Linked DNA regions of Homo sapiens: region 1 is linked to region 2. The links are chromatin contacts, found by Hi-C or POLR2A ChIA-PET in ENCODE. All regions are on one chromosome and are shown on one strand. Each heading gives the region's core, a stretch centred on a gene start or an enhancer-like site at or near the end of the contact. The rest is flanking DNA. Distances are from core to core; before and after follow the strand shown. Region 1 overlaps DERA (deoxyribose-phosphate aldolase). Region 2 overlaps DERA (deoxyribose-phosphate aldolase).

The links. Hi-C counts contacts between places; a loop is a spot of excess contacts on that map. ChIA-PET counts read pairs that join two places held with the same protein, here RNA polymerase II (POLR2A). Pooled maps may share reads with other maps.
Region 1: a map of G401 shows a loop between it and region 2 (6-fold over the local background). The contact joins two enhancer-like sites. A Hi-C loop is called at or near these places in 5 of 168 maps with a recorded cell type or tissue (Caco-2, G401, IMR-90 and 2 more) and 2 of 50 pooled maps. POLR2A ChIA-PET finds 5 or more read pairs at or near these places in 4 of 52 experiments (GM10248, IMR-90, MCF 10A and 1 more).

What each region holds. Positions count from the first base shown.
Region 1 is chr12:15,976,663-15,981,258 of GRCh38, forward strand. All of the region lies in intron 5 of DERA (deoxyribose-phosphate aldolase), which reads left to right. Among named protein-coding and RNA genes, the nearest start is that of DERA, 68 kb to the left of the region's middle. Within about 2 kb of position 2,663, at least 8 of the 41 ENCODE cell types and tissues checked have a DNase peak (open chromatin) inside an H3K27ac peak, as active enhancers do.
Region 2 is chr12:15,929,097-15,933,753 of GRCh38, forward strand. All of the region lies in intron 1 of DERA (deoxyribose-phosphate aldolase), which reads left to right. Among named protein-coding and RNA genes, the nearest start is that of DERA, 20 kb to the left of the region's middle. Within about 2 kb of position 2,880, at least 2 of the 41 ENCODE cell types and tissues checked have a DNase peak (open chromatin) inside an H3K27ac peak, as active enhancers do.

The DNA.
Region 1 (4,596 bases), core at 1,413-3,912, 47 kb after region 2:
TTTACGTGTGCTTATTATCAAAGGTGGATCTGAAGGAAAAATGATTGATTACCTTCCTAACCGTTTTAATACTTTTATATTTATTGGCAGAATTTGAGAAGGGTTTGAGCTGTAAAAATAAAGCTCTCCTATCTAATCTTGAGGAGAAAAATGAAGCTTGGAGAGGTTCAGTAACTTTCCCAAGTAACACCACTAATCAGCGGCCAAGCAAGGGCTGAGAAGTCCTGATTCAAATATATGAACTCTACTGTAGCACCATACCCTGGTTTTCTTCCCATCCAGGGGGCTAAAAGAGCAATTTAGAGATCATTTTTAGTGTATTATACAAAATTTAGTATCTTATATTTCTGAATTACCTTGGAACAAAGAGCAATTTAGAGATCATTTTTAGTGTATTATACAAAATTTAGTATCTTATGTTTCTGCATTACCTTGGAACTTTTCATTTTATGCAGCTTTTTTCCCCTAGAAGAATGAAAACCAGGTCCTAGGATTCTAATGCCCATCTGTCAAGTGAGTAGTTTGAACTAGAAGGGAGTTGACATCCTTCTACGTTCTGAGTTTTGACGAATCTGTTGCTCGAAGCACTGCAATGTATTTCCCTGGGAATATGTTGTAACTGCAGTGAGTGTACACGTGCATGCATGTGTGTGTGTGCTGGGATAGAGGCAGAAAATTTTGAGGAAATACAGTTTTATTCCACGTATGAAGACATGACTCCTCCTCTCTGTTCTATAACTGACCCACAGTAAGATTTGGAGCAAGTCATTTATCTCTCCACATCTCACTTTTCTTTCTTTCTTTTTTGAGATGGAATTTTGCTCTTATTGCCTAGGCTGGAGTGCAATGGCGCAATCTCAGCTCACTGCAACCTTCGCCTCCCAGGTTCAAGTGATTCTCCTGCCTCAGCCTCCAGAGAGTAGCTGGGATTACAGGCATTTGCCACCATGCCTGGTTAATTTTTTGCATTTTTTTAGTAGAGACGGGGTTTCACCATGTTGGCCAGACTTGTCTCGAACTCCTGACCTCAGGTGATCCACCTGCCTTAGCCTCCCAAAGTGCTGGGATTATAGGCGTGAGCCACTGCACCCAGCCTACATCTCATGCTTCACATGGGAAGTGTGGAGGTAACTGCAAATTGTCTCACGATGGATGGTTAAATAGCGTGTGGAGAACACTGAGCATTTTTGAGGGAAGAGGCTTTGAAAACGTAGGGGATTTCTCATCCTTTAGAGTAATTATTCCTCATGAAAAATTTTTTGGAAAGGGCATCTGTTGAACTTATTGCTTCACTTGTAATTTCCTCTGTGTATGTGGTCTAGCAGCAGTTATAATAACTCCATACCCCACCATTGTCCTTTCCTACCAACATAGGGGAAAACCTGCTCATTCGTTTTTCCATTGTTTGGCTTATTTGTATTGAAAGGAAAGTGTCAGCTGAGTTTGTTAAAGGACATAATTTGAGATTGACTGGGTTACATTTCAGCCATCAAGCCACTTTGATTAGCATATGTCATTCATCTAGTTTCTGAGGTGTCTATCATGGTACTGTCAAAGTCCTCAAAACGACCTAAACACTAATAATGCTTCTTTGTGGTTTCTATGGCTTGTGTTGGAGTGAAGTGGTCTATTTTTTCTTATATGTAAGACTGGCAAATTCTAGTTGTGCTTTCATAAGTATTAGGACAGTGCTTGCTATTTTTTGTTCGTTAAAGTTATTTTTGGGTTTCTGGAAGTGTATAAGGGAAAATATGGGAAGCTAGTATTGAATGATTAACTGCCTACTAAATGCCTGGTTCTATTCTAGCAACATATATTATTTAATCATCACAAAAATATGTGAGCAAACTGAGCCTCCCTAAGTAATTAGGCTTAGAGAAATCGAATAATTCCTAAATGTTTACACAACTAGCAAGTAGCAAAAATGTCTTATCTCAAGAGTCTGTGCTATTCAAAGTAGCATGGGTTCTTAGCTTAAAAACAAACTTGTTTGTGATATATAGTAAGCCGTTTCCCCCAGACTGTTTTTTTAGGGGCCCAAAGAGGTTTTATTTTATGTTCTTCAAGGAACATAGATCATGGTGTCCTCTGCTTTTGTAAGTCCCTCTGTAATCTGAGCCTGATAAGCACTGAATAATAACAGGAACACCATCACTGCTGCCACCAACAACTTTGAAAACAGGAACTGACATTCCTTGAGCATGAACAATGTGCTGGATATTGTCCTTATCTATTCGTGTGTGTTAACCTGTTTGAAAATAACTCCGTGAGGTGTGCATACTTCTATCATTCCCATTTTGTAAATGAGGAACATGGGACAGGTTTAGAGTTAAGTAACTTACCCAAATCAAACAATAAACTAGTAGTAAAGTTGGGGTGTGAATCCATATACTCAGGAGAATCCACATTTTTGTCTACAATACTATACTTCTTCAGTAAATATTCATGAGTTGAAGAAAACCAATTCTGATTAAGTGAAGCTGAAAGGGAATTTATTATATTAGGAAGACATAAAGAAGCTCACTGAATAAGTAGGAAGCCTTGCTTGGAAAAAAAGCAGGACCATGAGGGAATAAGGAGCAGAGAACACAGTCAGATTGTGCCACAGGAAGAGCTTGGGCCCAGGGCCACTGCTGGTGCTGCTCCTACTGGCCAGCACAGGTACCACACTGTTGGCTGGTGGCTGGCCCCTGGGACACTGGACTTTTGGATCTCCTGCTATTGCTGATGCCACAATAATAAAGAAAATATCTAACTATTCTTTCATCTTTGCCTCACTCTTTAAGATTCAAAGGCCTGAGTAGAAGCAATCACTTGATAGAGCCCAGGTCACATTTTAAAAAGACCAGATTTGGTATAACTTTTGATTTAATTGTTCTGATATATTTTGGGCAGAATGGTAACAGAAAGAAATGACAACTTTCCACCTGTTGAACCTTAAAGATTAAGATATTTTCTCAGAAAAACTTGATCCTGTTATGTGGTAAAATAGGCCAGTAAAATGATTTTAGAAATTGGCAGTTAAAGAATGAGAAGACATTGGTTGCATATTTGTAAATCCAGTTATGCTCTAAGTGACCACTTGCAGTTCATTCTGTTTGGATCATGGATTAAAGAGTATAACTTCCAAATGACTGAATCATAAAATACCTCTGGTTTTCGTGGTTAATTTTAACTATACTTCAAGAAATTCACTTGGCATCAGAAGGTAGTACTCTAGAAAAAGGATGGTGTTTTTTTGTTCACAAATATGGTCGTGATCAGTGTTTTAAGAATTTGTTTTACAGGCCAAAGTTCACTTTAACAACTGCTGTAATAAAATACTTTCCAGCCTTGTCTGATGGCTCACTGATTGTAAGCAGTAATCCAACAGAACTTTGGTTACTGGAACTGGGTCAGGCCATGAAATAAGATTTGACTTTTATAACACAACACTTAGTGGAAATTCATTTTACTAGAATTCTGAACTTAATAATTAAACTTTTTGAGTGCTTATAACATGTCAGGCAGTATGCAAAGTACTTTGTATATCTCTCTCTCATTCCTGGTAACCCTGTAAAGTAAATATTATTGACACTTTAAGGATGGAGCTGATGCTGACAGAAATAACTTGCCTAAGGTCCCACAGGAAATGATGGAGTTGGGTTTTAAATCTGCATTTGTCCTACTCTAAAGCCTGCTTTTAATGACAACACTATTTTGTGGAAGAAAATCATTAATTAAATCACAAGTTAACTTGGATTAGCGTTCTTGGATTTTTAGATCAGAAGATTTTCCTTGTCACTTGTTCTTAGAAAACAAGTTTCTTTTTTTAGATTCAATAACTTAAGAAATGTCATTCCATCCAATTCATTCTCTGAATTAAAAGAATATAATTTTTTTTTTCGCTCCATAGTCTATTACTATTTTTAACATTCTTACACAGGTTGTCATATTGGAGGCATAAGTAGGATGATTTTCTCCCAGGTTAGGTAGATGGGCAGGGTAAGGTAGGTGGTGTGGCATCTCAGATCATCCCTAGTACTCAGAACTGCACGTTATTAAGGATCTGTGAAAATAGTCTGTTCTTTATTGAACCTTCTGTGGGTACCATCTCTCAGTGGTAACAAACTTTCTAAACTTACTGAGCATCTTGGAATAGAATATTTGCTTTCATTTCTCTTCATTTTTCACTTCTGAGCTTCAAGTTCATGTTTTCTGTGATTGAGAAGGCAAGCTTTATTTGGCTGTTATAACTTGTGGTTTTAACTGAGACTAATTTTTCATTTTTCTAAATGTACTTTACTAAGCCTGTGAATTATAGAACTCTCATTTTAGCTTTAAGAAATGCTTACCCCAACCCTTATTATGAATGTTTCCCTCCTGCTTGGTTTACTCTGTATGTTTATAAAACTACTTCCTATGGGCCGGGCACCGTGGCTCACACCTGTAATCCCAGCACTTTGGGACGCTGAGGCAGGCGGATTACCAGATCAGGAGATCGAGACCATCCTGGTTAACACGGTGAAACCCCGTCTCTACTAAAACTACAAAAAGTTACCCAGGCGTGGTGGCAGGCGCCTGTAGTCCCAGCTACTCGGGAGGCTGAGGCAGGAG
Region 2 (4,657 bases), core at 1,630-4,129:
TGTGGAGCCCCACTAGGGAGAATGTCTCCCAGCAACCAGCATCCAGGCCACAGTGATCGCAGAGCTAACCCACACTAACTTCTGAGTGGGTACATCTAAGGACTCCCTTTTTAAAGGTGGAATGGGGTACTTTAAAGTTTTTGATGACTTGTCAGAGCATTTGAAAGCACTGGGAAAACCAGCCGCCTTGTCAAAACCTGTGTCACTTCTTCCAGAGGAGAAATTGCAGAAAGAGAGCAGGTGCCGTGGGAAGCAGTGTTTTGAATCAGCACCCAGCAGGTGGTGATTTCCCCTCTAATTCGGTTTTGAACAGATACTCCCAGACAGTGTTGGCAATCACTGTGCTCCATAATGTAGCGGAGGCTTGTTTGTTTGTTTGTTTTGGGAGACAATATCAGCTCAAGCCCTGTCTGCTTATAGTCACAGTATTTTAGCACATGTTAGATGCCTGCTGTTTAAGGGGTACACCTACATTCCAAGCTTCTTCTGTGTGTGTGTCTGTGTGTGCATGTTTAAATATATATTTAAGCACAGAAAAAGGCATTACCAGAGATCTTGAGACTGTTAAGTAGGGATCTGGAGAGTATTTGATTTTTTTCTGCAAGTCAAAGGTAGTGCAAAGGTACATATACAGTATGTACATATACAGTAGCTACACAACAAATCTTTCTTTTTTAAATTTTTCTTTGAAAACTTAGCTCACTTCAGTTTCGAAGGATGACCCTGTATCCCAGTTAGAGAATTTGGTTATAGAGTTTGAGCCCATCCTGATTAAAATTTTCACAAATAAATATATATGTTGGGATGTTAGTATTTAATTACCTGTAGCTTTTTTGAAAAGAGATTGGACTTTCAGTGAGACTGACGGGCATTCAAATCCTGGTTCTTCTACCTATAATTTTTGAGTTTTGTAAGTAAAAAATAGTGAATAAAAGCTAGGTCATAGAGTAACTGTGAAGATTAAATGAGGTATTATTTGTAGAGCAGTTGGCGTGGTGCCTAGAATATAGTGAGCCACAATAAGAATTACAGACCCTTCCCTTTACTCAAAATATATTAGGAATGTTGGAAAATTCTGACCTTAAAGCTAAAGAATAATTGTGAACAGGGGTATTTGCTGACTGGAATATAACATGAGGTTGTGAGGGAAAAAAATTCAAAGAGTGTAGGCAGTTGGAGCCTCAATGTGTGCTAGGATATAATGGAAGTTGAAACTAGACACGTATTCAATACCTTTATGCTGATTTTCTTTCATATGGAAATGTGATTAAAGGGTAGTTATCAATTGTTTTTTCTTCCTGAGGGAATTTATCCATCCCAAGTTCTTTTATTTTTCAGATTCTTTTTTGATCAGCATCTTTAAAATTAATCAATAGCCAAATAACAGAGTAGGTGTTTATTTGATAAGTCTCATTGGTACCATCCTATGACTATTTTAGATAAATAATCATAGACAAGTGTTCATACACTATTACTTAAGAACAGTAACACTTTTTTGTCGTTGCCAAAATAGACATTGGTTTCAGAATTTAAATATATAAGTTTTAATAGCAAAATTACTGTTATAATTCTCAGTAGGTCATTTAAAAAATATTTGCTTAAAAAATTAGGCATCAGGAATAGTATGAACTCACAAACTTCAGGAAATGAAGTTGTTAACACCCCTCATAAGATATGCTTTTCATAGTTTGTATGAAAAGTAAATGTTCCTGGGAGAGGTCTTGTATTACCTTAAATTCATGGTAAAGTATAAATGACCAAAAATAGATTTTTTCCTGAAATGAGACTTAAGTGGGGTAGTTTGTGGTAAGAGTAGGACATTGAGTACTGAGCTGTGGTAATAGGGCAGTAAGTTTCAGGAAAAATAGGTACAGATATTGTATAATCTTCAAGTTCCATTAATTGTTTCTTCTTTTTTTGAGAGCTTAATATACTTATTTAAATTTAAATGAAATAGTTTTCAAATTGTTTTAAGTGTTTTCTATTATGGAGATATAAATAATATTTAGGATATTTTCACAGGATTTATTGTTTGCGGATCTGTTTTAGCATGCAAGTATTCTTGCAGTCACTCTAACTTGCGTGACTAGCACAACATCCAGCATAAATAGCAGCTTTAGGAATAACATTTTCAGTTGACCGATAGTATAAATTCAATAAGTAACAGAGCATTATTGGACATTCTAAAATTTTAATTTTGGAAAGTTCTTCATCTAGTAGTTTTCATTGAGAGGAAAGAGTTAAGTGGATTTTCTCTGAAGCGCTTGGTTCCTAGAATAATTGATTAAATCTTTTCAAAGCACTGAGAGTTGACTCTTTACCCAACAGGGGGCCAAAGTTATCCAGCTTCTTGATGAATTTCTCTAAGGTGTAATGATTCTCTCTGTAAGTTAGGCACATTTAGGTGCTTGACAAAACTGTCATCAGAAGTTTTCCCAGAGTACATTAAGTTGAAAAACTACATGTTTGGAAATCTAAATGTGCTTTATTAAGTCTTTTATGGAGTTATCTTCATGAGAGCATGCTATGGTTTGGATGTGGTTTGTCTACACTAAAGCTGATGTTCAAATTTGATCCTCAGTGTGGCAGTGTTGGGAGATGGGGCCTAGTGAGAGGTCTTTGGGTCATGTAGGTGGATTTATGTGAACAGATTTATGCTCTCTCTGGGGAGGGAGTGGGTGAGTGAGTTCTTGCTCTCTTGGGAATAGATTAATTCTCATGAGAGTGGGTTGTTAAAAATAATCTGGCTTCCTTGTTTTTTCTTCTGTTGCTTCGTCTCTTGAGGAAGATCTTGTGAGTTTTTTTGCACATACCTGCTACCTTTCACGTGTCCGCTTCCCCTTTGACCTTTTGCCATGTTATGACTCAGCAGAAAAGCCCTTACCAAAAGCCAGCACCACACTCTTGAACTTTGCAGCCTACAGAACTGTAAGCCAAATAAACCCCTTTTCTTTGTAAATTACCCAGTCTCAGTTATTCTTTTATTGCAACACAAAATGGACTAAGAGCATATAATAATGTAACCAAGATATTGACAATAACCATCTTGTGATATGAAAACTTTTGTCTGTTACCAAATTTATCCAAGATGTTAATTTGACTGAAAAGCATGAAAGAGAACTGATTTTTAGATGACAGCTTTCCAAAGCATTGTTAGTTCAAGGATTAACTCACAACTTTAGGTGTGTAAATATGTGTGTGTGTTTTCCATATTTGACAAGAATGTATGAACCCATATGATACTTTACCTTAAAGTTTCACTATAATTTGTTGGCTGGACATGGTGGCTCATTCCTGTCTCCCAGCACTTTGGGAGGTCGAGGAGGGAAGATCACTTGAGTCCAGGAGTTTGAGACTAGTCTGCACAACATGACAAAACCCCATCTCCATAAAAAATACAAAAATTAGCTGGGTGTGGTGGTGCATGCCTGTAGTCCCAGCTACTTGAGGTGGGAGGATTGCTTGAGCCTGGGAGGAGTGGAGGTTGCAGTGAGCAATGATTGTGCCATTACACTTCAGCCTGAGTAACAGTGAGAACCTGTTTAAAAAAAAAAAAGTTTCACTATAATTTAAAAAAGAAATTTCACTGAGGTGTAATATGTGGTGAGAACATTTAAAGTCTATTGTTAACGATTTTCAGGAATACAATGCATTGTTATTAACTGTAGTTAACATATTGTACAGTAGATCTCTTGAACTCAATAGATCTTCTAACCGAAATTTTTGTACCCTTTGACCAACATCTCCCCAGTCGTCTCTCTCCAGCCTCTGGTAACACCATTCTACTCTGTTTCTATGAATTCAGCTTTTTTAGAGTCCACATATTAAGTGAACCCTTTATGTGGTATTTCACTTAATGTAATACCCTCCAGGATTATCTGTATTGTTGTAAGTGACAGGATTTCCTTCTTTTTCAAGGCTGAATAGTATTCTGTTATTTAGGTTTACTACATTTTCTTTATCCATTCTTCATTGACAGACACTGAGGTTGATTCCTTATCTTGGCTATGGTGAATAGTGCTGCAGTGAACGTGGTAGAGCAGATGTTTCTTCAACATACTGACTTCACTTCCTTTGGATATATACCCGGTAGTGGGATTGCCGGATCATATGGTAGTTCTGTTTTTAATTTTTTGAGGAACCTCTATATACCATTCTTCATAATGGCTATACTAACTTACATTTCCAGCCACAGTGAACATAGGTTCCCTTTTCTCCACATCCTGTCATTTTTTTAAATTATCTGTTTCTGGAATTCCTACTCCTTAGATATTGGACTTTCCACACTGATCCTCTGATTTTGTTATTTTTCCCATTTCCTATTTTATTAAATTAATTTTTTCCTCCTAGATTTTAAAATAAGTAAATGTTTGTTATACCAAATTGGCAGAAACTTGGCTATAGTTTCTCCCTTTTTCCAGTCTATCTTATACACCAATCTGATCAAATCGATGACTGTGATCCACTGGTATTTCAAGTCTAGAGTTTGAATTTCAGGATTCTCTGTGACTTCATATCGGTATACCCATGCAACCATATTTTTACTCCCACATGTAACTTTTACCGTTGTTACTGTTTTGGAAACAGGCTGTCACCATTCCCAAATTGGTCTTCATTTTATACTCAGTGTTTGAAATGTCTGTCTTCTCCTTGATTC